Linked DNA regions of Mus musculus: region 1 is linked to region 2. Evidence: chromatin loops called from intact Hi-C (ENCODE). Cell type or tissue: gastrocnemius. All regions are shown on one strand. Links, peaks and the distances in the headings refer to the core of each region. The heading gives the core; the rest is flanking DNA.

Region 1 (5,387 bases), core at 75-5,074, 120 kb before region 2:
GCAAACTCCCAGATTCTCTGGCTCTTAAACTATTTCTGTCCCATCTTTTCCAACAGTCCCTGAGACTTCATAAAGGAATGTTTTGTGACTGTATCCATTGGGGCTGATCTTGCTAATGTAACACTTTGATTGGTTGTGGTTTTCTGTAGTGGTCACCATCTGTTTCAAAGATCAGTTTCCTTGAAAGGGTGAAGACTACACTATCTGTGACTATTGGGACAAAAGTTTAGATTGTTCTTTCGAATTATTCTGGTTTAGTAAAGTGGTTATAGGTTCTCCTCCAAGAGCCACTATCTCACTAGCATTGAGTAGTTAGCTAGATTTATAGTACCAGGCCTGTTTGTTCTCTTGATGAGCTGCTCTTAAGTCCAATTAGATAGCTGTTGATTACCACCAACGTATGTGTGCCACTCTTTCACCCTTAGGGTTATTGTGCCATGCTGGTCATTTTTGTGGTTCTTGGATGTCATAGCTGGGTAGGACAGTTAGTTGCCTTCCCCTGGAAGCTTGAATGCCACCTGCTGGTACCATAAATCCTAATCCACAAGAAACAGGCATTCTTGTCAATTCCACCTCAGGGGCTCCCTGAGCGTACCTGAAGTATATGGTGTCTTCAGCAATAGAGATGTAGTTTCCACCTTTGAGGGGGCAGGCAACAAGGTAAATAGCAATAGCCTGGATGTTTTGGGAGTCGCTTGGACATTCCTGACCAACAACTCAAATGAGAGCTTCCCATGTCTGGTGTTGAGTTTTTTTAGACAGTCTTTGCCTCTGGAATGGAATATTGGCTTCCCAGATAAAATTTTCTTAAACTCTCTATTTATACACAGACATCCATTTGTGTTTTAGATATTTTAGGTAGATAGTTAATTATATAATCCCTTATGACTTTTTTTTAGATAGTATTATTATTTTACCTTCTTGTTCCTTCTTCTGTATTTACCTCTCTTCTGGTCCTTAGATGGAGTCCCATCCTCCCCTTCTCCCTCTTCCTTATGTATTTACCTGTAAAGAACCCACATTTCCCTGGTCATATTACTTGTGCCCTGCTATCCCCATCTCTGGTCCCCAAACACTCTACCCTAGTAAAAGCAACCCATGTTGCTTTCCTGGTTTCTGCACTTGTTCCAGGCTATGCTCTCACATCACATTGTTCTGCTGAGAAATAACTTGTGATATTCATCTTTCTGGGTCTGCATTACTTCACAACTAGAAAATGTAGTATTTTCTAGTTGCATCTACTTACCCTTCAGATTTCAGGATTTCCCTTTTCTTAACTGCTGAATGCACGTTTCACTATACATTTGTTGGTTGAAGGACAATTAAGTTGTTTCTATTTCCAGTAACTCTTTTTCATTTTTATTTTTTTACACTCCACCCACCCTCGGACAGTTCCACACCCCTTCCTTGCCCCCCATCCACCCTCCAACGGTTCCATATCCCTTCCCTGGCCCCACCCCCATCAGTTCCACTGCAGTTCCACATTCCCCTCCCAGCCCCGCCCCCATCCACCCTCCAACAGTTCCATTTCCCTTCCCTGGTCCCACCCCCATCAGTTCTATGGCAGGTCCACATCCCCTCGTGGCCCCAACAGTTGCAGACCCGGAAGTCCTCTTCTGTATGTACGTTGGGGACCGAAACAACGAAAACTAAACCGCCCAACGTGGGGTTCGAACCCACGACCCTAGGATTAAGAGTCCCACGCTCTACCAACTGAGCTAGCTGGGCAGCTTGTAGTAAGGGACCTTCAACTCACCCTTTGATGCTACGTCTAGGACACTGCAGGGATAGGAAGCACACAGTTTAACAACGTATTACTTCCTCACTGAGCAGTCACAAAAAACATTCACTCACTATTGTATCCTATCTAATCCAGCTGTGGATTGCTGTTAAAGTGCCTTTTAAGGTTTGGCAGTGACAGAAACAGTACATTTGGTCATTTTTTTGTCTGCTTGTTTGTTTTCGTTTTTAAGACATTCCTCTTAGGATACAGTACATACAACTTTTTTAAAAACCCTAAAGGCTCAATTAGGCAATAAACTGAAGATCAAATTTAAGAACACTAATTAAGAATTATTAAATTAGGGCTAAATAAACTTAGATTTCAACTTAGGCTCCTTTCCTTACCTGCATGTGACTTTGTGTAAACCATTTATCTTCTTTTGTTATTGTTCATGTAGACAGTCTTCATAGCAGTTTTGATTTCACCAGTTGTGCAGAAACTTTTGACTCTTAGTCAGCAAGAAATGAAAACGGGATCCCAAGATGAAGAACTTTCCCTTCACATGTCCTCCTATTTTTCCTGTCTTTTTATCCTGCCTCATAGGGATTCTTACTACCTGATACTACACTAGCATCATAAGCTATGTCCCTGAGATACTAGAGGAAGCTGTGTGTGTGTGTGTGTGTGTGTGTGTGTGTGTCTGAGAGACAGAGAGAGAGACAGACAGACAGACAGACAGAGACAGACAGAGACAGAGACAGACCAGAGGATGACATTAGGTATCTACCTTATTTTATTCATATATATATATATATATATATATTACTATTTTATTTTTGTATTTATGATTATGTTTTATTTGTGTATGAGTGTTTTTTCTGCATTACATGTGTGCTTGGTGTCCATAGAGGACAGAAGAAGGAGTCATGTTACCTGGCACTGGAGTTACAGACAATTTTGATCTGCTTTGTGAGTGCTGGAAATTGAATCTGGATCCAGTAGAAGAGCACCAAGGGCTCCTTAATCAATTAGGAGTCTCCCCAGCCTCCTTTTATTTCATTCATTCATTCATTCATTCATTTTTTTGAGACAGGGTTTCTCTGTGTAGCCCTAGCTGTATTGGAACTCTATAGATAAAGCTGGCCTCAAACTCATACAGATCTGATTACCTCTGTGTCCCAAGTACACTGGAATTAAAGGCGTGTGCCACTACTACTTGGTGTATTGTCTTTACCCACACCACATCTATGCAGTACCCACAGAGGCCAGAAGAGGGTGCCAGATCCTCTAGAGTTGGAATTAAAGGTGGTTGTGAGCCATACAGTATGGGCTCTGTGAACCACAACTCTGCAAGAGCAGCAAGCTCTTCCAACCACTAAGCCATTTCTCCAATTCTTCCTCTTTATTCTTTGTGACAGGTTCTGAAGTTCATGGATTAACTAGAATGAATGTCCAGAAAACTCCAGGGATCTACCCATTTCACACCTACCACCACCCACACCTGTCTAATTCTAGAGTTGCAGATGTGCACCACCACTCCTGGCATTTATGTTGCTGGGAATCTGAACTCAGGTCTTTATACTTGTACATCTAGCACTTTAGCATTGGAGTTATCTACCCATATCCTTGGTGTCCCCCACATACCTCTTTCTCTCTTAATATTTTATTTTATGTATAAAGGTGTCTTGCCTGCTTGTGTTCAAGTGTATTACGTGTGTGCAGTTCTCTCAGGGACAAGAAGAAGGTGTCAGATCCCCCCACCCCTGGAATTAGAGTTACAGATGGCTCCCAGCATATGGCAGTAGGGAATCCATCCCAGGTCCTTTGGAAGGATAGCCAGTGTTTTCAACCTCCCCAACCATAACTTTTGCTCTTTTTAAGTTTATTTCTCTCAGACATTTATTATGGCACAGGAAAGCTGACTAACACATTTGGTAAGGCAGAATATACTCCATTATCATATCAGAAGGTCCGCAGAGAATGGCTATACTTAGCAAGTTAAGAAATAATGCTTGCAAATTATTTATCCGATAAGGGACTTGTCTCTGCTAGACAAGGAGTTATTTCAACTCAACAATAAAAATGACTATCAATCTAATTTTAAAACCTGAAAAATTAGCCATCTGTAGTAGTGCCTGCCTTTAATCCCAGTACTTGGAAGTCAGAAGCAGGTGGATCCACGTTTCTCCTCAGAAGGTATATAAATAATCAATAAAAGTACCACACAATGCTAAAGGCTGTTAGCCATTAGCAAAGTTTAGATTAAAATCTTTATGAGCTGCTGCTTTTTAATGAAATAAGATTGCTATAATAAAATTGTGTCAACAAAGATATTGAGAAATTGGAACCCTGGTGCACTGCCAGTAGGATTGTCTAGTGCCACAGTTGTTTCAGAAAACAATTTGGCAGTTCTTCAAAAATCATACCAAGTTATTATAGACTTTAAAAATTTGTCTCCTAAGAATATGCCCAAGAAAACAAAAACAAAACAAAAAACCATTTTGAAGCAAAACCTTAGCTACAGATATTTAGTGATAATAGATGCTGTAACATTATGACAAGCTAAAGAATCCAGATACAACAAGCCATGTAGTGTGTGATTCTATTTATGTGACTGGACAAATCCGTAGAGACAGAAAAGGGATCACTGCTTACCAGATGCTAGAGACACGGAATAGGCACAGTGTCAACACGTCTAAGGTTTCTTTTGAGGGTGATGAAAATATCTAATTTAGAACTAGATAATGTGATAGTTTCAGAACTCTGCTAACATAGTAAAAAGTACTTTGTTGTGCACTTAAGTGGATAGATTTGGGGATCTGTGAATAATGTTTCACCAAATCTGTTAAAGTATTAACACATGCACACTAAAAAATAAATGATGATAGGTATCAGAAGCCAAACATGTCTAAAGCAGTGGGTATATCAACTGGCAATACAGACTGCAGTGTTTATTAATAATAAACTCTTTTGCACCGTTGGTGGTTTTGTTTTAGTGTTTGTATCTATTTTATGAAACATGAAAATGAGGGCTGGAGAGATGAGTCAGCAAATAAAGGAACCTGTTCAATGCCCACTGGTCACATGGTGGAAGGAGAGAGACAACTACTGGAAACTGTCCTCTCACCTCCACAAGTACATCACAGACACACGCGCACACCACCCCAAAATGAATGGATTTAATAAAATTCGTTAAAATGAACTAACAGTAGAAGAAATGTCAAATCAGAAGAGATCCTGATGTCTTGGATCTGCTATGGAAGCCAGGATTCTATATTTTCTGCAAAATATATATGGGACTTCCATGTAGACATTCCACTAGTAGCTCTCAAACTTTGAAAGCTCCTACCATATCCCACTTGGAAAAGAACTGTACAATATTTTCTCCCCTGCCGTGTTTCTTTTGATTTGGCAAATTTCAGTTGTATAAGAATGAACTTACGTGAGAGAATTGTGTTAGCTAATGCCCGGATTGTCAGCACTTGGGAGATAGAAGCAGGAGGATCATGAATCTAAGGACAGCTTCAGCTATATAGTGAGGTATAGTCCAGCCACATCTTCATGAGACCTTGCTTCAACTATAACGACAGTAACAAAGTAATAAGGTTACATATTTAGAGTGTGCATAAAACCAGGAGCAGAAATGGTGCAAAAACTGAGGCCT
Region 2 (5,387 bases), core at 181-5,180:
TTGTTCTGTTATGATTTATTTTACAAGGAAAGACCTTATACTTGTTTATGCCTTTTGATATCTGTGCATTGTGCTTTGGGGAGAGAAACTTAGAAGAAGGGTGGCTGGATCAGACATTAAAAGTCCTCTATCTCTTAGTGACAAGATTTGAATCTGAGACTCCAGGATACAGCAGTGAGAAGGAAATGGAAGTGGGGAGAGTAAATGGGTCCTTGGGTAAAGTGCTTGCCAGAAAAGCATGAGGACCTGAGGTCAGATCTCCAGAATTCATGTACAGTTGTATGAGACAGTACATGTCTATAATCCCAGAACTCCTCCAACCACACAAGCTGTGGTAACAAAATATTTCCCAGGAGCTCAGGAGACAGGTAGCTTAGCATGTGCCATAGCTAACAGGAGACAGTCCCAACAAGGTGAAAGCTGAGGACCACACCCGAGCTGTGGGGACTTCTGATCTAATGCTTTTGATCCCCTGTGACTTCTGCTCTCTCATTTTCTCGCTGTCTGGTATGCGTGAAGAGATTTCTCCTCACTGATCCTCAGTAACAAGAAATATCATAATGGAGTAAAGAGTAATAATGAAGCAGACAAGGTGAGAGACCAGGCCTGCGTTCTTGTTGTCATGACCGTGCACAGACCTCAGGACCCTGGGCGAGTTCTTCTAATTTGATGGCCTCAGACCTAGGACAAATGGGGTTCTCAGTATGGAAACAACAGAAGCACCCATGAATATGCACATGTCACCATAGTGGGCATGCATACATACACATGTATATCCTGCATCCATCCATGAGCGAGAAGGGAAAAATCGGAACATATTTTATACCTTGATTTTAAATCAGAAGGTGTTCCTCAACTCAGCATAATAGTTCATCGAAAGCAAAACCAGAAACAACAGAAAAGCAGAATAGTAACACTCTATAGGAAAATGCTCATATTAAATGTGACATATTGCCAGGCATGGTGGGGCATGCCTTTAATCCCAGCACTCAGGAGGCAGAGGCAGGCGGATTTCTGAGTTCGTGGCCAGCCTGGTCTACAGAGTGAGTTCCAGGACAGCCAGGGCTATACAAAGAAACCCTGTCTCGAAAAACAAACAAACAAACAAACAAACAAACAAACAAACACAAACAAAACAAAACAAATGTGACATATAAGTTACATTTGCATATGCACACCTACAACAGAATATGTCATAATGCTAATATCAGAGATCATAAGAATGTTAACCATTAATATGTTCAATTCTGCACATGACATACTGTGTGGTTTTTGCATGGGTGTGACCAACATACTTATCAGAAGTATCCAGGATGAAGAGTTTAATCTTATGATTAAATTCCACTATGGAGACAACTTTATGATCAAGTCCACTATAACATGACAGCAGGAATGTCTGCCAGAAGAGAGGTGTTCATCACATACCTACAGGAATCTCACAGGATAGAATAATATATTCCCACAGAAACATATGAAGTGAACTACTTTCTCTTACACATCTCTTTAAGTTTTCACAACTTTCCTAATGGAGCCTTTAGTCAGGTAACAAACATTTGAAACAAGAGCATGGTAGGAACAGCTCGTTTGCAAACCCAATCCTCTACTCAGGGAGTAAGCAGGGATGCCTTCTGCCAATTCAAGAGGTTCTGTTTGGGAAAATTCAGGAGAAACATAATGGAAAACTATGTTCTTTTAGTGGCCATGTATATGCATCAATAAGTGTAATTTTAAGACTTAGAAAAAGGGAGCATAAGTTATCAGTTACAATAACATAGGGCACCAAGGAAATTAGCAATCCGGCCCATGTGTGGAGGTCAGGGCACAACCCTTGGGAGTTGGTTCTCTCCTTTCTCCACAGCAGCAAATGCTTTACCTGCTAAACCATGATGTCGGCCCAATAACTCAGTCTCTCTGAGCAGTGCAAAGGACACGACTTTACCATCTTTGATGAAAGTTATGTATGAATATTAACCCACACTCATCCGAATAACTCAACATAATAGTAGCACTAGCAATAGAAATGTTACTAATATACAGTAGTATTGGTAGCTTGCTTGTTATCTAGCACTAAGTGATAAGATACACCAAAACTTCCTAAGGACGTATGAGAAGGAGGTATTGCTGCCTAACTTTAAATTTATATGGGAACTGATGCACCCAAAGGGATTTATCAGAATGGATTTGAACACAGTTTATGCTGCACCATAATAAATACCTCTGAGTCTCTCTGACAATCAAAGTCCCTATTGTCACCATTATAGCAAACAAACTTTCTGTAAACAAACATCTATTTGCCTTTCAGAAACTGAGCAGAATTCTCCCAATTGTCTGCATTCTCTTCTAGGAAGGTAGCCTGCAATAGAGTAAGCGTTTTACTTTTAGAGAAAGAGAGAGATGGGGTGGTTTGTGCAAGCAGTTTCAGAGTGGAGGACTAGGCTGCAGGCCGCTGTTGCCACAGTAACCTGACGTCATCAAGGTGACCAATAACAGTTTAGTTAGATCTGCAAGGGTTTTGCTTCTGCGAACATGTTTTGATTCCACAATTTGCTCAGAGATCTGCTAGTAAAATGCACCCTGGTACACCTATTCAAATGACTGATTTCTTTGGTTGCCTTAAGGAATTTTACTTTCAGGGACAGGCTAGGGCATGTAAAAGGGCCAGGTGGAAGTGTTATAAGTTTGTCTAACAATCCTAGCATCGATATTGCCCTAGAAACCTGATATCTTTATGGCTACCAAAATGTCTTTTAAATAATCTGGTTTGATGAGCATCGTTCTGCCTCTAAAAACATACTTTTCAGTTCTGTGCCCATTTCACTTTAAGGGACAATTCCTTAGGGTACCTAAACGGTGAAAGGTGCTTTGTTCTCAGAAACAGAAAAAGGCATAAAGAGGCGGGGTGGTGGAGGTGGGGGGGGAGGAGTGGGCACACGGAGGCATTTCCGGTTTCACCAAGACCTCCTGCATCCAGTTGCCATAGAAACCGGACTCCTTTCTGAAGTCCTTGCGAATGTTTTGACAACATGGTTTGACAAGGACCAAGAGGCCCTTATTTGAAGAATGGGCTCCCTCCTGCCTTCTCTCTGGATGCCCTGAGGTGGGCATCCTTGAGAGGTGGAAAGAAGCAGGGATCACTATTCTAGGTGAAGTCTTTACAGCTTTGAAACTAGGAGGCACAATGGCTCAAGAACAACAGAGATGCGGGATCCTGACCCTAAGTGCTGTCTTGGACTCACTTTCCATGTTGAGCAGGGTTTGAGAAAGAATAGGACATGGTAGAGGTCTCTGAGCCCAGCTTCTCCCTTTGTGAAATGGGGCAGAGCACTAGAGAGGGCAACCACAGGGTCACTGATGCTGTCTGTCAACACCAGCTTAAATAGTAGTGAGCCCAGTGTATATCTCACATGGATGTTAAAATACACATGTTTTAAATTAATAATGCTGTATAAATTGCCTTATTAAAATCATGCAGAGCTATTGTCTCTTAAGAAATGAATCTCAATATATAATCATTACTTCACAGGCATAACATTTTTGGTTGTGTAACTATCTTCAGTATCTCTCCTAAGATCCTGTCCCTAGATAAGTGTAATATTGGTGTTACCATTTGGTTCATTTTCCAGAAATATTATGATATGAAAGATAAAAGACAAAAATGTGAAGTATAATCACAAGAGTCTTTGTTAGGTGGAACTTTGGCGATTTGATTTGGATTATCTCATCTATAGATTTATGTTGAATTTTATCCTCTTGTTTCATAGACCAGTGGTTCCTACTTTACTTGTCTTGCAGGGTTGTAACTGAACCAAGGCCTTCAGCTTGCTTGGCAGACATTCTACACAGAGCTGTATTGCCTGCTCTGTTCAATTCCCCTCCTCCCACTTCAGTCAGGATCTCATTTGTGGAATTCCCCAGCCTCAGCTTCCAAATGCTGGGATTACAGGCTTGGGGCACCACACTTGCTCTCTTTGTTTACCTGTTGATGGAATTTTGTGTTGCTGTTCGTCAAACTGCTATGAGCATTTGGGAATGGTAGCAAAACAACATTGTGACATTACCACTTACATTCTAAGAAACTGCAAGTTCTGCTGGACCTCACCACTGAGTTAATAATACACCTTGAGGTCACTTAAGACTTAAGACAGCTATCCTGTTGTGTACTGAGTCTATTTGTTTAACCTACGTTTCAGAGCACAGTGCAACAACAAACCTTACTTACCTTGGACTTTTGCCATGCAGTCAACTTTTACAAGCTAAACCAATGCATAGCTGTAATCTTAAATCACATCTTTACAGTTCTGTGCCCCTGACCTAGATTAATGCATTGTTCACATATTATGCTAATAAATGCTAGAAATAACAAATATAGATGGAAAGCAAACTCACCACCTTACAAAATAAATGCCTGCCATGAATGTTGCAGACAACACACTGATATTATTGGATAGTATTAGTCTGCTCATGTGGGTCAACTGGAGTCAGTATCTAAAACCCTTGTTAAAAACCTCAAAGATTTCTGTAAAGTACCCCTCATTCCTTTCCCATGTGACTCTTTTTGATTTGTTCAATAGAAGAAAACAAATCCTTTTGTAGGGACACATAGTCACACAATCACACACACACACACACACACACACACACACACACACAGAGAGAGAGAGAGAGAGAGAGAGAGAGAGAGAGAGAGAGTGAGAGTGAGAGAGAGAGCACTCAGGTAACACAAGAATGACAAGACACAGGGAGAGAAGTGAAAACACTAAGCAGATGCACTTTAAAAAAATTTTTTTAAAAGGGAAACCCACGCATTATTAGGGACTCTGAGTTTATCATTGAGTTATTCAAAGGGATGCAGACAGTAAGTCTTTTCATGTAACCCTGCTTTTCCGCCCTCCTAGCTTCCTTTCCTGTGCTATCATAAAAACACTCTGACAGAATCATTTAGGACTCTTCACTGGACTCAGAATTCCGGCTTACTATCCGTCATGGCAGGGAAGTCCGATGTTGGGGTGGGGGTGGGAGTGGGCAGGAATCTGAAGCAGAAGTCACATCCACAGTTAAGGGCAGAGAGGGTAGGAACGCATGCACGCGTGGGCTCAGCTTCCTCTCTCCTTGTTTACACAGTCCAAGACCCAAACCCAGACAAGGAATGGTGCCACCTGACTTTAGGCTGGAACCTCCCATTCATGTGAACATGAAGACAGTCCCCCACAGGCAGGCTCACAGGTCAACCAAATTAGACAATCCCTTGTCAAGACTCCTAGATTGTGTCTAGTTGACAATAAAATCTAACCGTCATATCATCTATGTTAAATATTCATCGGGGTGACGACTAGATCATATTGTCAGTATAAAAATAAGGTGGTTAGAGCCGGGCGTGGTGGCGAACG

Evidence for each region. A loop is a pair of places that touch in the nucleus more often than their neighbours do. Peaks named below come from ENCODE experiments on the same cell type or tissue, not always from the same donor. Only the 100,000 strongest peaks of a DNase experiment are listed, where the experiment ranks them.
Region 1: a loop joins it to region 2, with 3 times the contacts of the local background. A loop is called at or near these places in 19 of 42 quality-filtered maps.

What each region holds. Positions count from the first base shown.
Region 1 is chrX:136,194,077-136,199,463 of GRCm38, forward strand. Gm41901 (a long non-coding RNA gene) reads right to left here. Exons shown (of 4, transcript XR_003953081.1): 2 at 2,128-5,301; 3 at 918-1,005. n-TKctt19 (a tRNA gene) reads right to left here and starts at 1,728; the gene lies at 1,656-1,728. In gastrocnemius, for the core only: a CTCF peak has its summit at 2,994 (motif pointing right); a DNase peak (open chromatin) is centred at 2,988; H3K27ac peaks cover 403 bases.
Region 2 is chrX:136,311,036-136,316,422 of GRCm38, forward strand. No RefSeq gene overlaps it. Among named protein-coding and RNA genes, the nearest start is that of Bex3, 43 kb to the left of the region's middle. In gastrocnemius, for the core only: no CTCF peak of the experiment used is centred there; DNase peaks (open chromatin) are centred at 2,462 and 2,967.